Regions from separate parts of the Mus musculus genome. Here regions 1 and 3 are each linked to region 2. Evidence: chromatin loops called from intact Hi-C (ENCODE). Cell type or tissue: left cerebral cortex. All regions are shown on one strand. Region 1 has its middle 20 kb from the start of Cacna1c. Region 2 overlaps Wnt5b (wingless-type MMTV integration site family, member 5B). Region 3 overlaps Cacna1c (calcium channel, voltage-dependent, L type, alpha 1C subunit).

Region 1 (8,000 bases), 320 kb before region 2:
CTAAGAGAATTCATGGCCAGTAAGCCAGATCCATGGAAGGTAGTAGAAGCATAGTTTCATCAGGAGACGAGGATAATTAGAACAAAGCTGTCACAGAGATAAATAAACAATACTGGGATAACTAATGCCACAAAATCAATAAAATGACAGGAATCAATATTCATCTTTCAGTAATAACTCTGAATAGTAATGGTCCCCTCAAGGATGAGGGAGGGTTGAGTGGAAAGGGGTTGGAGGAAGAGCTAGGAGAAAGGGTTGTTAACACTAAAGATATTTGCAAAGTCTATATGGAACTTACTAGTTTATATGGGGATACGCTACACAGAGGATAATGTTCCTCTTAAAACCCAGAGGTTAACGAATAAAAAACTCAGTGCTAGGTGTGGGATAGATACACCCTACTCAAATGTTAGTAAGGAATGTCCTGGAGGCTCCAAAGGCAATACGGGATATTGCTATTGCTTTTTGTTGCCCAAAAGAACTCAATTGTAAGATTCAATTACTGATGATACCACACACTTTATCACAGAACATGGAGAAATCAAGTTGGTAATGACCAGAAATCTTAATCTAAAATAGTTAACTTTCATTGTACTAACTGTTGGGGGGGGGGTAGGGGGAAAGGCAGTCATGAACAATTTGACCTACCAGGTGTAACGCAATATGCCATAGGTGCAGTAGTAGCATGAATGTTAAGTAGGTAGTAACCAACTGCTTTCTGATTGGACTTAAGGCCCACCTACCACAGAAGGAAATGCATACCTAGGACTGTAAATCTGGCCAAGAACCCATTGTTTGGGGAGCTCATAGGCTCCATGGAAGGACCAACTGCTATCATTTTGCTAAACAGACCTTGTATCAAACTGCCCTCTAAATTTATATCTCTATACTCATACATGAAGGCAGGTCGTGGACCTCATGAAAGAAGTATCTCTTTGCAATGCATAGCAGACACTCAATGCAGAGAATAAGTGTCTGTGAAATGATCTGCTATAAGTTGGACGTCTATATCACAACACCCCCAAAGTTCAGGGACCATTACAGGAGACGGTGATAGAAAGATTATAAGAGCCAGAGGCTGGCAAGAACCAGAGTAAAATGGTGTCTTCAGGATACGACAAGACTGATGGGCTCGTAGCAGCTGTGGTTGCCTGCACAAGACCCATACAAGATCAAGCCAGTAAAAACTCCATCACAGAGAGGGAATAGGCTCATGACACCCTCACACTTCTATCTGAGGAGCTATTGGTGGTTGATAGCTTCTAGGGAGGGAGAATCAGTTTTCTTTAATGGTGTGGCCCTTAGTGCATCAACTGTACCACAGGGGACAGACCCTACAAATGAGGATGTAAGCAGCATAGCCTTGGTCCTGAAGTCAACAGTCAATGCTGAGATGTGTAGCTGATCCAAGAGCCAAGATGGAGTGCTCAGTCTTAAGTGAGACACCTTTCTCAACCCCTCTTCCCCACCATCATCATGGTATAAAGAATACGCTGGGAGAGGAGACAGAAAGAAAGATCCAGGTGGTGGAAAGAATGCTGTGAAGTGTAAACTTCTAGTGTTGACAGGGCTACTGCACTCAGGAATCCACACGAGCTGGGATTGCCATCATTCGACCTACACCAGATCGAGACAGCAAAAATTCCGGCATAGATGGAGGAGGTGCTCTCTAGGCCTCACCCCTTGTTGAAGAGTTATTGGCAATTGATACTTGCCGGAGGAGGGAGAATCATTCCTATAGTTTTCTATTTTAATGTACATCACTGGTAAGTTTTTCATGCTCCAGTAGATGCCAATATCCATACACATATACGCAGCACTAATTAGACTTAGTGGGTTATAGTAAAAATATGACAGCTTGGGGGAGGACAATGTTGAAAGTGAAAACAATGGTAGGTGGATATGCTTATGTCTTATTGCATACATACATGAAGTATTCAAGAATAAAGAAAAATAATATTTAAAAAGAAATGTCTGGGAATGAGGGAAGCATACCTCTAGGTGTGTCCATGTTGAGTTTCTAGGGACTAGTAGATCATAAGAACTCTGAATTGCCTAGCCAATGCATTGCTTCTCGAAAGCCACCATTACAAGGAGGTAGGTAAAGGGACAAGGTGGAGGAAGGGCGTTACCAGAGGCCTTTCCTTGGGGATCATGGATCTTCCTGTGCCCTTCTGCTATCCTTCTCTTTGTTTCCCATCTCTCAAGAAGAGAATAACAGGGCTAGCGCTGTGGCTCAGTAGGTAAAGGTACTTGCTACCAAGCCTGAGGTCATGAACTCTGTCCTTAGGACTCACATGGTAGAAGAAGGGAACTAAGTCATCTAGATTACTCTCTGACTTACAACCCCCCCCACACACACACACACTTTTAAAATGCAATTTTAAAGTGAACAGTAGCCTCCACCACACAGACCTGCTGCTATTGGTGATGCACCACGAGGAACCAAGCCTATCTGTTCTGAATCCTCTGAAATTATGAATTTTTCTGTCAGAAAAAGAATGTAGATCTTGATGGGAGGGGAGATGGGGAGAAACTGGGAAGAGTTCAGGGAAGGAAAGTCATAATTACAATGTTTTATATGAAAAAAATATTTTCAGTAAAGCAAAAATAAATAAAAAAAAACCGTTCTGCCAGACACTTAGTCCTGGAGACAAGAAAAACTACATGTTTAGAAACAACACAGACTTCAACAATAGCATCTCCCAGCTCTGTGCTATGGATCTAGTGGAGCATAATCAGGCGCTAAAGAGATCCGTCTCTGCTGGCATCCTGGTCAGAAGCAGTTCCATCCCTACGCAAAGCCGAGAATCCCGCCCCCGTCTCAGGAGAGCCACGTCTGCACTGGAATCAATGTTCTCCCCCATTACACGTCCAGAGGACCTAGGCCATCTTGCTGTAACCCAATGCCATGCTTTTGAACAATTTCAAGACTGGGTTGGGTCAGAGGTACTCTAACCTCCAGCTAACTCTGAAATACCACGCGAATTTCTGTCAGTGACAGCAGGCTCGGGCACTAGAATTCTACTGCCCTATGTTGCCGTGTGCAAGAGATTAACATTCCTCGCCAGCCTACTCAACAAGAAGGTCTTTCTCCTCTCTCCCTTTAAGGAGCTTGAGGAGGTAAGACTATACCACAACTGACAGATAACCACATCTCATGATAGGATGGGTCATTGGCAGACCTGTATCTGCTCCTGCCTACAGCACGGCCCAGGGCTCTTGGCCCTTCAGCTGATAGAACTTTGCCCAGGATAAACAAGTGCCCTGCCCATAAACAAAGCTACAAATGCTGTGTGCTGCAAGCCCTCAGGACACACATACCAGAATTTTTTAGAACTAGCAGGAAAGGGGTTAACTGCCTTGAGCACCCTCTTGCTTCCTGTGAGAGCCTTTCCCTAGCATGACTGCCACCCAACAACACCTGGGGTCATGCTGTACTAATCCCTGCTGTCTGTAGGCCACATAATGCTTCTAGGGACATCTCTTCCTTGGAGCAGACGGGACAACAAAGGATTGCCTGATAATGATTGGTGGCATCACTCTCCTCCAGTATTTGTTCTTCAAAGGTCCAGAGGAAGAGAGGAGCAAAACCTAACTAGCTATTCATATGTCCTATAGAGCTGGAGGCAGGGCAGCACCTTTAAAACATGCCATTCTTATCCTACCAACCAGCTAACTGCAATGGGACTTCTGAAAGGCCTGGAGTAGAGCGCCCTGTCCCTCGCTGTCAGCTCTCCCATGCAGCTCCATTGTCTCCACAGGTGAGAGGCGTTGCGAACCAGGACTGCGCGTCATTGCACGAGCTTTCTACATAGCCCAGCACTGTTCCTGCCACAGCGTGGTTGGCTGCAGACAACCACAGGGCAGCACTTTAAATTGAGAACTTGGAGCTTTGGGAGCTAGAAGAGCCCTTGAGAACCATCCTAACTCCATCCTGTTTACCAACAAAGAAAACAAACTCCAACGGATGTTCAAATAAATGACTCCTGAGACAGCCAAATTAAAAACAGAGTCTGCCTCCTCCCCTAAAGCCATAGCGTTCCCCACCCCAAGAGGGAAAAAAGGCTTAAATCACAGCCAAGGAGATTTAGAATGGGGATGGAGAACTCGCTGGCAATAAAGATGATTAAATACTAGAACAGACAGCCATAGGGAATTTTGAAACCTTCCTCCCTGGAGACCTGTTAAAATAGGACAGTTAACCATCTGCCTGAGATGATTTAAGTACGGGCCTGCCTTGGGAGGTAGGAAAACAAGGAGCCAATTCGCTCACCTGCCATGTTCTGGCTTCTATAATCACACCTGGGTGTAGATGCATATGCTATGGGGATCCCAGGTTAAATCTGGTTGCGTCCCCACTAGGGCTCATCTGAGTCCATTCTGGGGAGAAGGCAGGAGGAGGCCACAGAGCCCTCTCTGGCTGAGATGGGAAGGTACCTGCAATGGGAGACTCTGCGCTGGACCTTCTGGTAGAGGGAAAGGAATTGAATGTAAATGTCTATTTCTCACCGGCCAGGGACCTTTTGTAACACTTTGCTTCCCAACCCCCTAGCATGTGACAACAGACAGCAGCTATTGTAGGCAGATTAAAGGACTCTACTAAACATAGGCACACCATATCTTGCTTCAGTGTTCAATGGCAAAGCTTAGCACGAAGTAGGAGTCAAAAAAACAGCTTCCCCCGTCTATTTTTTAAATTCAGAATATCTCCGGCCAAGTGAAAATTTCAGAGAGACAGCTCATTCTCGGGACTTTAAAGCTGGACACTAGAGCAACAAGGGACAGCCACTAGCATCCTAGACTGGGCAGAGGAAAACTCTGCCCCCTGGGGTAAGTAGGTCTCCATCCACCAGCAGGGGGAGCACCCACCAAGAGGACCATGCTTCCTCTCCTAGGTAGCACACAGGATTATGAGTTCCATAATGACATTTTCATTCACATACATCACTGTACCCTGCCCATATTCGCCCTCAGTCCTCTGTCTCTCCTCCAGTTCTTCCAACTGGAATCAGCATCCCTTCACTTTCACGGCCTCTCTAAATCTAAAATATCCCTCTTCCCCTTCCTACCCTCTCTCTTGGGCCCTTTCCTCACCCCTCACAGTTCTCAAAATTCCTCCTCAGAGTCCATTGTACTTTCCTGTCGTATGCATGTGTTCATATGTATATGTATATGTGTGCATTTAAATATGTATTTTAGCGTATGACAAACATGATACTTGTCTGAGTCTGGCCTGTTTCCCTTAGCATGATGATCTCTAGCTTCAGCCACTAGGAAGACCCCTCCATGCTCCTTTGCATGTTCCTAAATCTCCTTTGCCATCAAGTTGGATGAAGTTGTCCACATTCTATACCTTGCAAATTTTTATACATGGAATTTAAAACTCCTGACTACGTGGCTCTCTGCTTTGACCGTCAAAGCTTCCTCCCCAGGCCCAACACTCAGGGTGGAATCGAGGGTCTGGTTCATGCGGGACAAGCACTCTACCACCGTGCTATGTCCTAGCAGCAGCCGTGGATTCTTTGAGGACAGGGACAGTCGTCAAACACTGCATGTCCAGAAACTGACTCATGGGAAGCACTTGGGAAATATTTGTTGATAAGTGGGTAGATGAATGGGTGAGTGCAAGACTATGGACTTGAATAAAACTAGGAAATGCTATTTCCCAACTAATCAGAAGCTGGCCCAGCAAACCATACTGACCCCACTGTGCTTATGTGTTTGGGGGTTTACCCTGAAGGAATGAAAAAATAGAGGAGCATTACAGTATGCATATGTACTATACGATACAGTGTACTATAATATACTATATCAGCTTTCTCTGCTGTCCTCATCTTGTCCCCAGGCCTGGCCTTTCCACCTTTAGATGTTGACAGCAGCCCACGATTGTCGGCTCCTTTCAAGTTTTTCCTGTGGTTTTCATTGGCTCTCAAGCATAACACACAGGAAGTGTTCCTTCTCTGCCAGATACCAGGGAGACACAGCAGGGACATACATAGCCTTTGATGTGAACCTTAACTTTGTCACTTACAGGATATGTGGGTTTAGGCAGATCGAGAAGCCTGTCCCTGCACCATCATCCATGCAACAAGAATACAGCTGGAAACAGGCTGAGCTTGGGAGGCCCTGCTCACACATCCCTCAGGATCCTCTCAGTGGAGGACTGGGGACCCAACCACACCAGGTAGCAAGACTCCCTCAAAAGAGAGTGTGGGCACATTACCATACCAGACGAGTACTCCTGACCAGGGCCGTGGAGTTTTCAGAAACGCTACCACCCACACCTGAAGCTTCAACCCAGCTTGACGAGGCTGGGGAAATGGCTCTGTTGGCAACGTGCCTGCAGCAGCGGCATGAGCACCTTGAGTTAGATCCCTAAACACCCACACAGAAGCTGGGTTTGGGTCTGTAAGTTTAGCACCAGGACGCAGAAATGGGAGCATCCCCTGAGATCGCTGTGCAGCCAGTCCAGCCAGTCAGTAATCTTCCAGGTTCATCAGGGGGCCCTGTCTCAAAAATACAGTGGAGAGCAATCCAGGAAGAAACCTAATGCCAACCTCTGACCTTCATATACACATGTATCTTAATACACACGTATGTACATACATTACACTCATGAACACATGCACACACACACACAAAATAAAAAATAAAAAAATAGGAAGAAAAGAGAATCAGCTGACCAGGCTGGTAAACCTTCCTTATTCACCAAAATGCACCCCAAAGAGATCTAAGCCCTTGTGGGTGTACTTTGTAGAATGAGAGATACTCCCTTCCTGACTTGTATTTCCAACACAGGGGCTTTAGAAATTGTTCAATCCGACTGAATTCTATAAATATTGCTGATATGAAAAGCCACATTCACATTGTCTACTTCAAAATCCAGGCCCGAGATGGCAGCATCACCTCAGGGATACGGACCAGGGAGAAACTGTGGCACAGCTATTTACACTGGGCCCCCGTGTTCTGAGCCATTCGTCCATAACTCAGAGGACGCGACAAGGTCGCTAATAAACACTACTGAACTGTGTCTCGGGTTCTGCATAAAAAATATTGCAGCCCCAGTGAACACCAAACAAGTGTAATGGATTGGTTTAATTCACGTCTGGACACCCACAAACACAGTCTCCTGACAACATTGCTGCTTCCAGCCAGCTTTTACACCTGTCATTCATTCTGAAACATCAACTGTCCTCGCTCCAACTCCAGTGACAGTGAGAGGCGATGGAAGCAAAAGCAGATGCTAATTTCATCCTCAAATCTTTTTGTTAAGAGCAAAAGAGGCCGTTCTTAACATGCTCATCTTAAAGCATGCAGATGAGCCTCCAGGCTGGCTATGCCAGACTCCCTGGGTCACTCAGAAAGCAGTGGGTGGCAGGGAAATTACTGCTCAGGCAAGTGCGCGTCTTTGGCACTGAGGCTGACATACCATACTGTTGTGTGCACGTGTGTAAAATCTAAAAGGGAACTAATGTAAGCAGAGGTGGAGGGTGTTTAGGATTGAAGAGTTTTCCCCAGGTTGCACCCAGAATAGTTTTGTGATCCAAGCTGGCAGTTCCTACCAAGGTCACCTGGGTCAGCCCTGCTTGGCTTGGTAGCTTGAGGAGTTTCAAGTGGGAGCATATGGTCACATCATTCGTTCCAAGTCACACATAGATACACATGAGGACACACGCATACTACACCACACACATGCCACATATGCACACACCATATACCTTACATGTTAAGTATTCATACAACCTACTCACTCCACTTAATGTACATGGAACACACATACCACCACATAATACAACATGCATACCACACACATACACATTACATGCCACACATTCCATATGCACGTAAAGATAACACATGCACACATCACACACAAATACTGGATGCAAAACACACACATACTACACAAGCCTATATGTGTATGATTTACCCCACACATTGCATACATCCCCCCCCCAGACACACACACACACACACGCATACAGAGTATACTACAT
Region 2 (8,000 bases):
GAGACTGAAGAAATTATGAGATTAATAGAACAACTCTGCACCCAAGCAACAGCAGCTTCCCCTTCAGATATCATTTTTCTCCTGCCCATAAGCTACACATCTGTGTGTCTGTCCTTTTCATTGGCTGCCAATGTCTAGTAGGGCCTTGGCAGAGGCCAGGAATAGAAAGTGAACTATACAACATTGTCTAGAATAGTCCTCCCTCTTCCTTGGGCTTCATTACTGCCTCCCAATTCATGAGCATCAGGGAGCCACACCTGAAGTGCCAGCTACTGGTCATCTTGTATACGGAGTCCCAACTTTGCTCCTTTTTATTGCTACAGAAATCTACTTAAAGCCTCTCATGGTGCATGCCCTGCTGCACTGCATATGGGAATGTTATTGGCTGCAGATGCTCTGGAAATTAACAGAGTTCCCAGGTGACCCAGAAATTCCACTCCTACAAATACCCCCAACGGAAACAAAGATATGTGTCTAAATGGTCCCCAGTGGATGCTCATGGCAGCATGATTCGTAATAGCCAAAGAGAGAGGGAGATAGAGGGACAGACAGACAGACAGACAGAACTCAATTATCCATCAGGGGATGGCTAAACACAATACATGAAATACTAACAGAACAGGGATGAAGTACTAATATATTCCATGCTGTGGATAAACCTTTAAATACCTACATCAAGTGAAGAGGCCATGTATTGCTTGATCCCATTATAGAGAATGTCCAGAATGGGAAAAATCCACAGAGACATTAGCTGTAGCCTAGGGCTGGAGCCAGGGGTTGGACAGTGACAGCTAAGGGTCAATACAAATGCCCTGGAATTAGTGATCGCAGTTGTACATCCAGCAAATACCCTGAAGACCACTGACCTGTGTGCTTTTAAGTGGTGAATTGTATACGACAATGAATGGTATCCCTTAAAGCTGTTTTAACATAACAAAGACACTTGAGTGGGATCAGATATTGAGGAAGCAGTTGTTGTTGGCAGGTCACAGCCATCTCCTGCATTTGTTATTGTACCAGGTAGAATCTTCTGTCTTCCGTCTGTGACTGTCCCATGCTTCTACAATGGGAAGGAGACACCATAGGCTGTCCCAGAGGATGGACAGACAGAATTACAAGGTCTGAAGGCTGGGGGTGGGGTAGGGGGGGAGGCTCCACAGTTAAGTGTATTTGCTGCTCTTGGGGAAGGCTAGAGTTTGTTTCCCAGCACCCGTGTCTGGTGACTCACGACCTCCCGTGACTCCAGCCCCAGAGGATCGATCCAATGACTCCCTCTAGCTTCTGGACACACATAAATAGGCACACACACACACACACACACACACAAGTAAACAATAAACTGAGTCTTAAAGGAAAGGACTGGAGTGAGCTCTACTTCTTGATTACCATGGCACCACACAGTGATGTCAGAAATCAGACCACACTGCTTTTCACAACTAACAGCAAATCCACTCTGGTCTTTTGTTAACAGGAGCAGCCCACGAAACCTCTAACTAGTAGTCGGAGGCTCCACTGTGATCTAGCTGCTACGGTTGACCCTTGCCTTGGTGCTGACTGTAACAATGAATGTGGGAGCCGGGCGTGGTGGCGCACGCCTTTAATCCCAGCACTAGGGAGGCAGAGGCAGGGGGATTTCTGAGTTCGAGGCCAGCCTGGTCTACAAAGTGAGCTCCAGGACAGCCAGGGCTATACAGTATACAGAGAAACCCTGTCTCGAAAAAACAAAAAAAACAAAACAAACAAAATGTCATTTTGCTTTGAAAGAGCTTCTTGGACTATTTAGTATCCCCACATTCATTGTTTTTTGTTTTTGTTTTTGTTTTGTTTTTTTGTTTTTTCGAGACAGGGTTTCTCTGTATAGCCCTGGCTGTCCTGGAGCTCACTTTGTAGACCAGGCTGGCCTCGAACTCAGAAATCCCCCTGCCTCTGCCTCCCTAGTGCTGGGATTAAAGGCGTGCACCACCACGCCCGGCTGACTTTTTTTTTTTAATTATATATTTATTTATGTCTTTTTAGGGAAATATGCATGTGTGTGCAGTGCCTCCAGAGGCCAGAAGAGGGCGCTGGATCTCCTGGAGCTGGAGTTATAGGTAGTTAAAGGTCAGCCTAATGTAGGAGCTGGGAACTGAAATTGGGTCCTCTGAAAGAGCTTTATGTGTTCTTTCTTCCTTTTTTCTTTTTAAAGATTTGTTTGTTTGTTTGTTTGTTTATTATGAGTACATTGTAGCTGTCTTCAGATTTATTGATTTATTGATTTATTGATTTATTTACTATGAGTACATTGTAGCTGTCTTCAGACGCACCAGAAGAGGGCACTGAATCCCATTACAGATGTTTGCGAGCCACCATGTGGTTGCTGGGACTTGAACTCAGGACCCCTGGAAGAGCAGTCACTGCTCTTAACCGCTGAGCCATCTCTGCAGCCCATTATATGCTCTTAAGGAAGCAGGCTGGGCCGTACTCTAAGGGAGTCATTTCTTTTTTTTTTTTTTTTTTTCATTTTTTATTAGGTATTTAGCTCATTTACATTTCCAATGCTATACCAAAAGAAGTGAGTCATTTCTATAAAGCCTTTCAGAAATGCTCTCAGCTCCCAACATGCCACCTGGAGCAGGGTGGAGCCGCAGACCCCCAGCACTGGGTCTCTTTCCCTTCTCCACGCAATTCGGCTCCTAGTGCTCCTCAGGAAAGCGCTGGCCTCTCAGGGCAGCTCATTCATCATTCATTCTCTCTCTTTCCCCCACGATTCTATCACTAGAAAGTTCCTCCTCACATGAAACCAAAATACGCCTCCTTGTAACTAACTTCTGCCTGCTGGAGCAGCTCTGCCTAATCCCCTTCCATTTGTCAGCTCTCCAGTGTTTGAAAACAAGAAACATGCCTTTTACGTGTTCCGTTCCCAACTCGCATATGCCTGACTTATTTCTTCCACCCGTCTTTAGTAAATGTGCTTCTGAGTTAATCAGCCCTCCCCAAATACCTTTTGAAACCATGTGCCCGTCTCTAAATATAATAAACCAGGTGCCACACACTGACTTCCGGTGACTTGGGATCTGAAAGTGTCCTTCAGCACACTGGACCAGCTCTGCCTCTGCTGGAGGGGCGTGGCCAGACTCTGAGGGTGCAGCGCCAACTGCACAGGGCAGCACGTGGGTCTTGGGTAAGAGATTCTTTTGGGGGGGGGGGGTGGGGGGGTAAAGAGATTCTTGCATAGAAATCTCCTGCAAGGACCAGTTCCCCACTGCAGGTTAGATAAACTCTGTGTGTGTGTGTGTGTGTGTGTGTGTGCGTTGGGTGTTTGGAGGGTATCTGGACGTGAAACAGTCACACATGAAAGGAAAAACCAAACCATCTCAAAGATATGAAGCTAGCAAGCCATAGCACTGGGCAGAGGCTTTGGAAGCCAGGCTGCTCTTCTGAGCTGCTCTGCTGCCCTCTGCTGGTGGATGACTTGTGCTGCAGCTTTCAGAAGAAGGAAGCCCTTTTGACACCAGGATCCTAGCAGGAGCTACCCCAGGACATGGCTTCTCAGACATAGAGAGGCTTCAGGGAAGCTATAGAAAAAGAAGTGGGAGTCAGGGCATGTGATACATGCCTTTAATCCCAGTACTAGAGAGGCTGAGGTAGGCAGATCTCTGTGAGTTCAAGCCCAGCCTGGTCTACAGAGAAATCTCCAGGACATGCAGGGTTGTGTAGAGAGACTCTGTCTTAAAACAATAAACAAAGAGAAACAAACACAACAACAACAACTAAGAGTGGCGAAAACCAGATGGACCAATAGCCCTGCCCTGAACAAGCCATCCACTATGCAATCAGACTCAGCAGTATCTACCACCCACCCCCCACTGTGCATGTTCAGGTGTGTGCAATGCATGTGGATGCATGTACATTCCCTCAGTGGAAGTCAGAAGTCCTTGACAAACCAGTCCCTATTCTACTGGGTCTTATTCCGAGACAATAAAAAGAAGGTGTTGGCAATCTTGAATTCACCCAGTACAGCTCCCCACCACACTGCCTCACCCCACTGTGTGCTGTTCCTCAGAAGCTGCCCTCCTTATTTTCTGAGACAAGGACCTGGGGCTCGCAGATTTAGCTGGGTGGGCTGCCAACCTGTCTCTGCGTCTCCAATGTTGGGATTACAAGCATGCATCACCGCACCGTCTCTCTATGTGAGTGCTGGGGACTGAATTTAGGTCTTCGTGCCTTTTGTGTGGGTGCTGGAGATCAAATTGGGTCCTCACGCTGGCAGGGCAAGCAAGTTTTCAGACAGAGTCATCTTGCTAGCCTGTCTGTCCAGCATTCATTCCTTGAATAACGGGAAACAGGCCAAGAAGGATGCTATGCCCCACCTGGACCAGTCTCATGGTCTTACTCAAAACTGCTTAAGCAGGATAGGTACTGTGCCAAGGAGAGGGATGTGTGTGAAGAGAATCCCTGAAGAATTGCTAAGTAAATCCACCAAACCCCAAGTCAGCTTTTCTGGGGAAACTGCCCCTCAGGGCATCCCGGAACACTGGCTCATGCCTTCTTCATAGCCAGGGCTGATCCCAAAGGCAATGGCAGGGTTCAAAGCAGACACCCCTTGTTTTCATTTTTCAGTTTGAGCCTAGGGAAAGATCTGTGTGTCAGGGTCCTAATAGAATACGTCAAAATCTCTACCCATCCCCTACCCTAAACAACCTTTCTGGAATCCTACTTTGGGAAGGCCCTATCTGAAGCTACCTCCAGAATGCAGAGTAGTGGGGCACTGCCCAGGGACAATTTGGGAGACAAGACTACCAACACCTTCCTTTTATGGTCCTGGAGATAAGAACCCAGCCTGGTTTCTCAATTTCTTGCCAGGGAGGGGAGAATTGCATTTCAAAAGGACCTAAGACAATTAGACTCAACTCACACCTCCATCTGGGCAATAGGACAGCCATGATCTCACCAGCTGGGACAGGGAGGAGGAGGGACCCCTCCCCCACAGTGGTCCTCTTACCTCTCACCTTCCTCCTCTAGCACTAGTACTCACATCCCTTTTCAAGGCAGAAAGCCTGGCCTGGAGCTGGGCCTGGTTAATGGCAGCTATTACCAACCTGGCCTCAAGCTTTCACCTTTTGCTCAAGGGCTCAAGTAAAAAAGATGTTAAATATACAATTTGGGATATTCTCCCTCCACCTCCACCTCTGACTTTTTTAAAGGGGCCCTTCTAGCACTGAGAGACAAAGGCAGCCATGGCAGGCAGGTTTCTAACCAACTTCCTCCTTACTCAGCCTTTCCATTCCTTCTCAGAGTGAGTCACAGACAGCCCCAGGATTTGAGGTAGGGAAACGCAGAGCCTCCTGGGGCTCCCTCTCCTGTCTAACAGGATGCTTCCAAGCCTAGGAAGAATGCAGTGTGGGCTTTCGTTCATGCTATCAGGCTATCTATCGATGCACCAGGCAGGAAGACACAGGTCCAGAGGCCTCTTACCTATCTGCATAACTCTGCCAAAGACAGATGTGTTGTCCACGGTGCTGCAGTTCCAGCGCCTCTGTCGAAACTGGTGTTGGCACTCTCTGATGCCCGTCTTGGCTCCCTCCCCGATGTAGGACATGTGCTCCTGATACAACTGACACAGCTTTCTCTGGCCTGGGGAAAGCCCAGGAAGTTGGCTGCACACGGGCTGAGCGCCAATGATGAACATCTCCGGTCTCTGCACTGGGTTCAGAGCTAGTGACCTACAACATCAATCCAGAAAGAGAGAGGGCACGGCTGTGAATGCACTCATGGGTGCGCACAGTATTACCGACTCCTCCACCCCCTCTGCGACGTTCTCCATAAACAAGGCTCTGGACTAAGGATTTGGAAGAGAACTTGAGCCCAGAGCAGAGTGTGGTTTTGCACGCCTTTGTTTCCAGCACATGGGATGCAGAGGCAGGCAGATCTCTGTGAGTTTGAGGCTAGCCTGATCTACAGAGTGAGTTTCAGGACAGCCAGTGAGACCCTGTCTCAAAAAAGCAACAAAACACAACACAACAAAAATCTGAACTGTCTTAAAAGGTGAAGGTGGGCAGAGGAGGCTGGGCAGGGCAGCGAGAGGGACTCCCATCATCAGTAGGGGGTACAGACACTGCTGAAGGAGGGGGAATACTGAGTGTAGCCAAGTACAGGGCGCATGAGGGAAGGTACTCTATTCCTTTAATGCAGATCTCCTAATGCCTTAAGATAGATTCTACCACACACACACACACAACCATGCACCCTAAATTGTTCTTCTCCCCATCTCTCTGTATATCCCAGGTCTGCCCATCGGCCCGGGGGCTACTTTTGCTCACCTTCTGGCACATACTGCAAATGAAGGGCTAAATTAGATGAAGGACTGCAGATTTGCCATCTGAATACAAGCACAAGTCGGACACAGACTGGGCCACTTCCACGTCTGCTTAGCCAACACAGTGGCCTTGAAAACACAAAGAGGGCACTTGGTTCTTTCTACAGAGCCCTCTTTGGCCTTCAGACTGATCAAATAGGACTATTATCCCATCTGCCTCTACCAGCAACACATACACACACAGAGACACACACACATCTACCTCTTTTGTGTGTGGGTCTGTGTTCTACCTTGAACCTTGGACTTCTGGGTTCAAGTGGTCTGTCTGCCTCAGTCTTAATAATGCATGCACACGCACACTCAAGAGAGAGAGAGAGAGAGAGAGAGAGAGAGAGAGAGAGAGAGAGAGAGTGTGTGTTTTCCTAAGCATGAACTTAAGGGTCTCATTAGTGATATCAATATTTTTTGTTGGATAAATAATGACAAAAGTTATTTGTAATACTTCACAGGGTGGAGGGACCCTCAGGAAGGGTTTTATACAAGATCTAAGGAACCACATGGACAAAGCCTATCTTCTTTTCATGAAACCCTCACCTCCAGGAGCTTGAGGGAGAAAATGAACCATTCCTGGAATGGAAGAGGTCCCACGGTATTCCCCAGATAAAGGTGTGATCACTCCCATGAGGCCCTGCTTCAGAGCTTGATTATGGTCCAGGCTAGACCTCAGCCCTCTCATTCACCGCCAGGAGTTGGGTCCAGGCTAGACCTCAGCCCTCTCACTCACCACCAGGAGTTGGGTCCAGGCTAGACCTCAGCCCTCCCACTCACCACCAGGAGTTGGGTCCAGGCTAGACCTCAGCCCTCTCACTCACCACCAGGATTTGGGTCCAGGCTAGACCTCAGCCCTCCCACTCACCACCAGGAGTTGGGTCCAGGCTAGACCTCAGCCCTCTCACTCACCACCAGGAGTTGGCGTCAGTCAGCAGCTGTGCCCAGCTGGAGAGCAGAGCTGCCACGACCACCAGCAGCAGGCTGGGCATGGCCGGCCTCAACCCATCCCAATGCCCTGGGACCAACATCTTCCAAAGCGGAGCTCCCTAGAGAGAGGGGAGCAAAGGAGAGTCAGCATGGAAATGCCACAGACTTGGGGAGCCCAGGGGAAATGGGGTACAGTGCAGAAAAGCTCAAAGGATGAGCTGTGTGGGTGAGTGGCAAGGCGGACACCTGAAAGCAAATTCGGTCCCCCCCAGAGGAATTCAGCACTTTCCCGGGTTGGCTCACCACAGGGCCTTGAGCCCTTGACCTCTGTGGGACTCCTACTCAGGACCCAGTTCCTATGGTAACAGTGAGCTGTGAAGCCAGAAAAGCCGAAGAAGACAGACCATTTCCAGATTGTGCCCAGTGCAGCAGGAAGCACACCTGCCCTTCTAGAGCAGCGCTCAGGAGGACGGAGACAAAAGGACCACGCTCCCACTTTTTAAAAACAAAAACAAACAAAAACACCCACTCCAGTCCAGAGATTTAATTCTCTATCTTCTTCTTTGTAAGGGTTAAGGATTAAGCACCTCCGGGATTGGCTAGGACTACCCACTAACAGGAGGCTGCATCTCCCAGCTCTGAAGTTCGGAACACAGATCCTTGTTTACTCTTAAGGAGTGATAGCGGGGAGAACATCAAGGCCTTTCACTTCCGAGGGCACGCGGGA
Region 3 (8,000 bases), 820 kb before region 2:
CTTCTTCCATTTAGAAGTTCCTCAACACTTCCGGTTCACCTCTCTCACCCTTCTCTTTTCCATTCTCAGCAGCATTGGAGGTTTGCTCTTTGAAAAGACACTTGCTGCCATTAGGAACTTTAGAAAAGAGGGAGAGACCAGCCCGGTGGCCAGTCTGACATCTTGTGACCATCTCCTGCATTTAAGTGTGGCATAAGCTTGCCATTGTGAAATGTCAGCTCACACTAGATAGCTTTGTGTTCTAAGGCCATGTGATCTGGGAGGCAGTGATGCCAAGTTGATATTTAGAACACTGTCATTTTGATAACTGTATTTTGATTGGGCGTGGGACCAGGTCCTGTAGGAGATGGTTGGAGGCGGCATCACCTGGCAGCCTTTTTTTTCCCATACGCTCTGGCAAAGGACCTCAAGGACCTGGCAAGCACTTCTTTTGGAGAGAAGAGACATTGTTTCACCTACCAGCCTAGGACTAGATGGAGCTTACAGTGTGACTCCATGCAAAACAGGAAGGAGACAAGAAGATGGAAGCAAATAAGTAGATCATGGTGAACCAAGAGAGAAAGATGGTTATATAAGAGACAGACTCAGGTCCATCCTACGTGCCAGGTAAGACGCTAAGCCTCAGAGCTCTTGGTGTTTATCTTTGGCTCTCTAATGGCTAGGGCAGAGGATTCTCAGATGTGTGTGGTACCTTGTGGCTGCACATGGAAAGTTGGCGTAAATGGTAATGAGACTTCCTGGCCAGGAGGGGAGAAGAGGCCGTTCTTTTCCTGATCCCTTGGTTCTCTCTCCTTGGGCTACCATCCTGTAAGTGTGCCTGTGTGCACCTATGTCATCAAGACCCATCTGAACAGCAGTAGCCCTGTATGTGTGTGTGTGTGTATGTGTGTGTGTGCATGTGTGCATGCACCTACGTCATCTGAGACCCACCTGAACAGCAGTAACACAGCCTGGGGGAACGTCTGGAAGTTGTTGTTCCGATTGATCTCTGTGGTGTCATTCAGGGCAATCTTCCCAAACACCTGAAGAAAGAGGAATTGAGGGACCCGAGAAGGACAGCACGCACCGCTCCAGCCACTGTCTAATAGTAACTCTGGGACTATCTGGCAATCAGTTTCTGATGTGACCTAGCAGACACCTGCTATTCCATGATCCCTGGACCCTGGCTCCAGCATGGACAACTTTAGGAGGAAACCTGCCTTCAGCTGTCACTCAGGAAATGTCCCTCAGCCCAGGGGAAGCTGGGGTTGGGGTGGTAAGTGAATGCTGAGATCAGGATACTCAGTGTAGGACCAGGGCCTACTGCCTTTCAGCCTTTGCATTTCCGAGAACTCAAATGCACAGTGATTTTTGGATTTTGCAGTGATACGGAATGGGTGTTCCAGAGCTTGGACAAGCTTGCCTTATTGCTGACATCAGAGGCCTGCCTGTGTTATTCCCTGCTCTGTGATGTCAAGGTCACCCCTTTTGTCTTTTAAAGCACAAACGCACCCCACCTCCTACCCCACAGAACTTTTAGAGGTTTTATATAGGGAGCTGCCAAGGGAAGATACAAGCATGGCTGTGGAGGTGCTGCCTTATAGAACCTGGAAAGACTCAGCGGGAGTCTTGAAGGCTGGAGGAACTCTGGCTGAGGGAACAGAGAGGGCAGAGGGCCCCTGGGAAGGGGGCTCCTGAAGAGGACTGCATGGTTGATGGACAGTGCCTTCTCTTCTCTCCCCACCTCAAATCATGCATATCCATCAAAGCAGGGGATGCTGGTGGGACACGCCCGCTTCCTGCTGCCTCTCAGACGAGGCTGTTCTCTCCTGAAGCCCACTGCTTAATTCATGAGTGTTCTCCCATTGCAGAACCCAAGCCTGGTTCTGTAAGATGGGAGGAATCCCTGTGTTGTCTCTTGCCCATGGCTTATACCACATCCTACTGGGGGAAGTTCCAGCGCTTTGAGTGTTGAGTGACAGGCAGGAACACAAGTCAGGAGAGAGGGAGGAAAGGATGAAGGCTATGGTTCTGGGGGCTGGGAGGGAACCAAGGAAGCAGAGTTTCTCATACCTGCATCCCAATCACTGCATAGATAAAGAACAGCATCACAATCAAAAGAGCCACATAGGGCAGAGCCTAGAAGGAAGCAAAGAGAGGCTATGAGACCTAGCAGTACAGCCAGCAGGATCATTTCCCAGAAAGCATTGCACTTCCCTGGTCCATGGCAGTCTGCTGCCTTTTTTGACTAAGGAGGACTGAGCATCAAGGAGAGAACCTGAGAGGTGGGCTCTGGCTTTCCAATTCAGGAGTCTGTCTGTCTTGTTTGTATGTATGTATGTATGTATGTATGTATGTGTGTGTGTATGTATGTATATGTATGTGTATGTACACACATATGTATCTATCATCCATTCATCTATCCACCCATCTTTTGGGGATGGAGCTGAGGGCCTCTACCACTGAACTCTGGTCCTAGTCCACAGGGTTTCTTTTTTGGTTTTAAAAGCAGGCTTCAGAGTAATGGAGGCAGCCCCGTACTGTTTATTGAGAACAACCAAGGAGCAGCCCTCCTCAGACTACAGTTAGATATTTGCACAAAGAAGGGAGGAGGGTGATGGAAGTTACACAACAGAATGACCGGAGACACCAGGGAAAAGTGGAGAGGAGGCAGCTTACATCCCATCTCTATCCAATTACTTCCCCAGAAGTGAGCAGTCAGCGCTATTGCCATGAAAACATCTAATGAGGAGAAATGCATCTTGTTTCCCCACTTTCTAGCTCTAGAGCTCGGATGTATTACTTAACATCTCTGGACCTGCTTCCTGATCTGAATATGAGAAATGGTAACGCTAACTCAGCAGGGGGTGTGGCATTTAAATGGTTTGAGGCTTGTGAAACACAACGCCAACAGCCTACACATGATTTGGATCGACATATTTTAGTCCCCCTTAGACAGAGCCATGGCCACTTCAGAGGAGGTGCTCCTGGGCACCTGGCCTTCTAGCTTAGGAATTATGCTGCTCATATACCACTAGATGGCACTGAGAGATAACAACATTTTTTAGGGTAAGGTGGGTTCCCTGATCAAGTCCCATTCTTCAAGGTCACCCCAGCCACTTCCCATTACAAAGAAATGTTGGGGTGTCTCGGGGCCTCTATCAGGACCAGTCTACTGTCTTGATCCCATTAGGGCCAAGGATTCAAATCCTTAGAAACTCCCTTCACCTTGACCTGTGAAGGGGGGAGCCCCAGGCTCTCATTAGGGGTTGAGGGCCAGCAGGGTAGGCCACGACTAGAAGAACAGTGGCTCTTTGTGCAGCTGGGCTGGACCTCGAGGTCATCCATCGGAGTGCTGGGGATGGCACTGCCCACAGAGCTAAGAGTTTGGAAGGGGCAGCAAGAAGGGCAGGCAAGGAACCACAACTCACCCACAGTCTTCTGGGCGCAATCACACCCTTGAGCCCATCTGGATGGGGGCAAGCTCCATGTCCTAGCTAAGCTTGTGCTGTCCAGGGCAGGGGACACAAAGCCCTAGGTTCAGGGTCTGAGGCAGTCTAAGAGTGGATGTGTGGGGGAGAAGTTGGCTTTCATGGTATCCGAGAAGGACAGTGGGTAATTTCTACAATCCTTTCCCAAGAGTCCAAGAATCCTGACAGCTTGGCTTCTCACGAGCTTTCCACTTACAAAGCACTCCTCAGAACTGGCCTTACAATTCTCCTTTTCCGGTAAGTTCTGTGGAATGTGCTGAGCCCTGGATTTTAGAATCTCAGGTTTACTCTCATCCCCTCTCTCTTCCAAACAAGGAAATCCAGGTGCTATCATCACACACTCACACAGCCATTTAGAACAGAGGGAGAGCCAGCCCTGGGCCCTGTAGACTGGGCTGGAGCTGTTTCTTTCCTGGTCTGCCCCTGTAGGGGAGCCTTAGGGAAAGTGACATTGGAACGCTGGGCTGCTCTAAGTCCTGGGGGCAGCAGAGGTTGTCTCACTCCCAGCTTTACGAGGGGAAGGGCGCATGGTTACCTGGAAGGACTTGATGAAGGTCCACAGCAGGGTTCGGATGCCTTCCCCGCGGCTCAGCAGCTTCACCAGGCGCATGACCCGGAAGAGGCGGAAGAAGGTGATGGAGATGCGGGAGTTCTCCTCTGCACTCTAGAACCCGTTGGCAATAGGGGGTGCAGTTAACACAGCAAGAAGGTGGGGCAGGAAGGGATCCTCTGAGAAACAGCCATTGGTTGAAAGGAGGCAGGCCAGGGTAGGGCCAGCTGCACTAGACTCTTTCTTTAGGCCCAGACTCTCTGTGAGGTGGAAGGCCAACACCTTTCTTCCTAGGTCAGCAGCCCATCCTTAAGGTCTATGCTACGTCACAGCCCTGAGTCCATGACTTTGTTTTTCCTATCCTTGTCTTTCCCATAACTCCAAGTTCTTCACATATTATAAGCTTTGGGATTTGAGCCCAGAGAGCTACTGCCCCAGGGGCTCCTGCCCTCCTGTGTTGGGAGAAAGCAACCCAGAAGTTCTTATCTTCTCAGTTCTGCCTTGCGGGTGGAACTTGGCTCTGTCAGGAGGCTAGATGGTGGTGACATCCCACACAGCTGTCTGACATTGCCTCTGAGCATACTCTGGCCATTCAAGTCTCACTTCTCTCAGTCTCCACTTTCTATTTTCCAGGAACCTGGCCCAAATGGCTGCTGGGAAATGGTGGTAGTGGCTTCTGTATTATAAGGGGAGGGCCACAGTCCCAGACTTCATTACAGTCTCTGGAATGGCTGCCCTCTCGTAGCCTCAGAGGCTGTGACCTTCCCTAGAGGTCCACAGTCTGGAGACCTGGGGATGCCCCCAGGACAAGGCAGAAAAGGGATCTGCACTGAGTCCCGGGAAAGGCTGAGCCTGGTACGTGACTACTGTGGAGTGCCACACAGGGTATCTGCTGCGTGATCATGGATAGAGAAAAAGAGATAGAGGCAGCAATGAGGCATGGGGAGCTGAGGAGGGGTTAGAATTTCTGGGCTGCTTAGAGTCTAGGGCCAAAGGTTCATGACTGGTGTCTTAGTCTGAAGGAGCTTGCGGGTACAGACACAGGCCTGGCCAGATCTCTGGAGGCACAGTGCCATTGCTCCCATGCCTGAGAACAAGAACTTATACCCTTGTCCTCCCCCGACCCCCTCTCACGTGAGCAACCGACTGTGTTCCAAAGCCCTGCGAGCTGGTCAGAGCCCTTATGCCTTCTCTGAAGCTAGTGCAGCCTACCCAGCCCTGCTGGGAGCAGCACCAGGAGAGAAAGGACCCTAGGAATTCCTGTTATGGCTCCCATCCCAGGCACCCCTTGAAGGAGGGGGTCTTAAGACTGTTGCTCTCCCGTCCTGTCCTGTCTCTTTAGCTTGTCCTCTTGCTATGCTTGACAGTGTTTCTAGATCAGGCCTCCCTCATAGCACTGTGCCTCTCCGTACCCTGGACTATTCCTTAGTGCTAAAACCTGAGGCTCCACAAGCCCTTTCAGTTCTTCTATGGCCTTCTGGTCCATCCCTGAGGTCTATCTGGAGGGGTATAAGTAATGAACTTTAGGAACATGCAAGGGGTAACAGGTTGGAATGGCGACATATCCAACCTCCATGTTAATTATCCCCATCCCCAGAGGAGGCAGGATACTTTGGGACAGATATTCCAAATCAGCCCCACACTTCATACTGGATGGGCTCTGAAGAAACCAAGCCATAGGGTCCTGGTTTTCAGACAAGGGTCAGAACATTTCTTATATTTTAAAACTGGAATCACCCCAATTGCCATTAAGACTCTTAGCGCTGCCAGGCAGTGGACAGACTCACAGCTGTCAGCAATGTGCTGGTCCTCCGCACGAAGTCTTTGGCTCCTATAACCACTGCATCCATTTGGCTCCTCTAAGTTCTATTTTCTGTCCTTAGAAGGAAACTTGCTCCTCAGAGCAGCATACAGGAAGCTCAGAGCTTTTACTATCTGTCAGTTCTGCCATGTTTAAGAAAGGAAATAAAAAACCCACTCAAACCCACCCACCAGAAAACAAAAAACAAGCTTAAGTGGGGCTTTCATCTGTGGGTGCAAACCCTTTGTAAAGCTGGTGCCACTGGAACACCTAGGCCTGATGAGTTAAGAAACCAAACCCCCAAAATTTCCTAGGCAGCTTTTTGGCCGGGGTGGGCCGCTATGGAGACCACCACTACATCTCTCAATTTAGCTGTCAGGGGCTTGGGGAATCATCAGCCTTGTTTGAAAGCTGTGATGGACCTCTTAGGGGAAGCTATTCCAAGGAGACTTCAAGGTCGTGTGGTGAGGCACGGCCACCACTCAGCCAAAAGAAATGGATATTTCCCAATCAGGGCTGGTTTGGCTGGTTTGTTTTCCTGCTTCCCATATGTTATAGAAAATGACTCTAGTGCACATGTAATGAACTCAAGGAACTTAGAAAGATATAAGACTAAGGCTCAGGGTGACAGTAGAGACTCTAGAGGGCCAACCCTTATGTCACAGCAAATCCCAGTGTGTGTCTTTCACAGCCTTCCACACAAAGCTTGGGGTAAGCTAGTCATCATAGAACTAATCAGAACTACCTTTCCTTCTAGCTGGACCCCACCCCTGCTTCTGTCTTCTCCCTGGAGCCCTAGTCACAGTTCTCAAAAGCACCCCTCACAAATTCCTACATTAGATGAAACACACCATCCTTGGGATGTTTAACAGGAAATAGCATGGGTCCAGTTCTCTCCCAGTGGGTCACGGTGACTCACCACCCAGAGGAAGCTTGGGAAAGTAGAGGAACACCACTGTACACACACCCTTGCACAGCTCACGTGAGCACAGGCAGTTAAGGCACACAACGGACATGGTGGCCACATGCAATGGGAGCTGGGCTGGGTTCCCAGGGCTCTGGAAATCAGGGTGGATAAGACGTGGGTGGCTAGAGGGGGAGCCACAGAAGCTGGAAATGTGGTCTGGAGGGTTGTTCTTACCATAGAGGGAGAGCATTGGGTATGTTCAGCTGGCTTTAAAGAAAGGCAGACAGAGATAAGCTGTAATGAGTCTCCAACGAAGAGCCTGGTATTCTAGGTCTTGGCTAACAGAGGAACAACACAGTGGTAGGACAGGGCATAAGGAAACAGGTGAAAGAAATATACAAGCATGGGCCTGGCAGGGGAGGAACTCCAGTGAGAACATGGGCTGGGTGTCACTGGGCCACATGGCCAACAAGGACCCACAAGATTCTCCTGCTCTATTCAGTGACCACCTCTGGTTGTGCGTGAAACAACTCAGCCCCAATACAGAGGAGGAAGTGAGGCCTTCCAGATTTGTGGCAGGAGCTCAAGTTTTATTTATTTACTTTTTGTTCTCAGGTAGTCTGTTTCAGCCCGCTCTATGAAGTCCTGGCTGGAGGACACACCCTGACCTATGTGTGCCCACCGTTGTCCACACACAGCTAAGCAAGTGAGCTTTACAGCGACAGCTCCTCAGGTTAGAGAAGGCTGAATTCCAACTGTGTCTAAGAGAAGATCTAAGGAGGCAGTCCTCCATCCTCTCCAAAAGGAACTTTTTTCAAAAGATTAGGCTCAGGCTGGACATGGCCTTGCCTAGACCTCAATTCAGAGATGGAGACCCTTGGCCACTGGCATGGAAGGATGCTGAACTGCTTTTTAGTCTCCAAGGCCTTGTACACAATATAGGATAATGCCAATAGTGCCCAAAGAAGTTGTTTTCCTGGGCTAGATGTCTGGGCTTGCTTGGTGGCACTAGTTCACAGGAGCACCTCAAGGCCCCTCCTGTCGCAGTTTCCCTGGTAATCTTCCTGTGGAGATACCCCAGCACTGGGCTCTGGCATACAGCAATCACCCCTGACTGATCTCACCCACTGGTGCTGTAGCCTAAGCCCATGCCTTCCACTTTCAGATGTTACCCCTGAGTTTGTTTTTAAGATACACACAAGGAAACACATAATGGGATTTTTGAAGGAAAGAACTGGTTCATAGTTAGATACTTCCTTGTAGTCTGAAAAT

What was found. A loop is a pair of places that touch in the nucleus more often than their neighbours do. Peaks named below come from ENCODE experiments on the same cell type or tissue, not always from the same donor. Only the 100,000 strongest peaks of a DNase experiment are listed, where the experiment ranks them.
Region 1: a loop joins it to region 2, with 3.0 times the contacts of the local background. A loop is called at or near these places in 9 of 42 quality-filtered maps.
Region 3: a loop joins it to region 2, with 3 times the contacts of the local background. A loop is called at or near these places in 4 of 42 quality-filtered maps.

The regions. Positions count from the first base shown.
Region 1 is chr6:119,124,982-119,132,981 of GRCm38, forward strand. It overlaps a transcript of Cacna1c not described here. Among named protein-coding and RNA genes, the nearest start is that of Cacna1c, 20 kb to the left of the region's middle. In left cerebral cortex, a CTCF peak has its summit at 4,857 (motif pointing right); DNase peaks (open chromatin) are centred at 4,855, 6,286 and 7,306.
Region 2 is chr6:119,440,881-119,448,880 of GRCm38, forward strand. Wnt5b (wingless-type MMTV integration site family, member 5B) reads right to left here. Exons shown (of 5, transcript NM_009525.3): 2 at 7,256-7,392; 3 at 5,455-5,702. The coding sequence starts at 7,335. Among named protein-coding and RNA genes, the nearest start is that of Gm40397, 22 kb to the right of the region's middle. In left cerebral cortex, CTCF peaks have their summits at 2,058 (motif pointing right) and 3,450 (motif pointing left); DNase peaks (open chromatin) are centred at 2,921 and 3,423; H3K4me3 peaks cover 130 bases.
Region 3 is chr6:118,623,437-118,631,436 of GRCm38, forward strand. It overlaps Cacna1c (calcium channel, voltage-dependent, L type, alpha 1C subunit), which reads right to left. Exons shown (of 47, transcript NM_001159534.2): 31 at 6,963-6,995; 32 at 4,006-4,134; 33 at 2,053-2,118; 34 at 931-1,022. Among named protein-coding and RNA genes, the nearest start is that of Gm38887, 31 kb to the left of the region's middle. In left cerebral cortex, a CTCF peak has its summit at 3,013 (motif pointing right); a DNase peak (open chromatin) is centred at 2,911.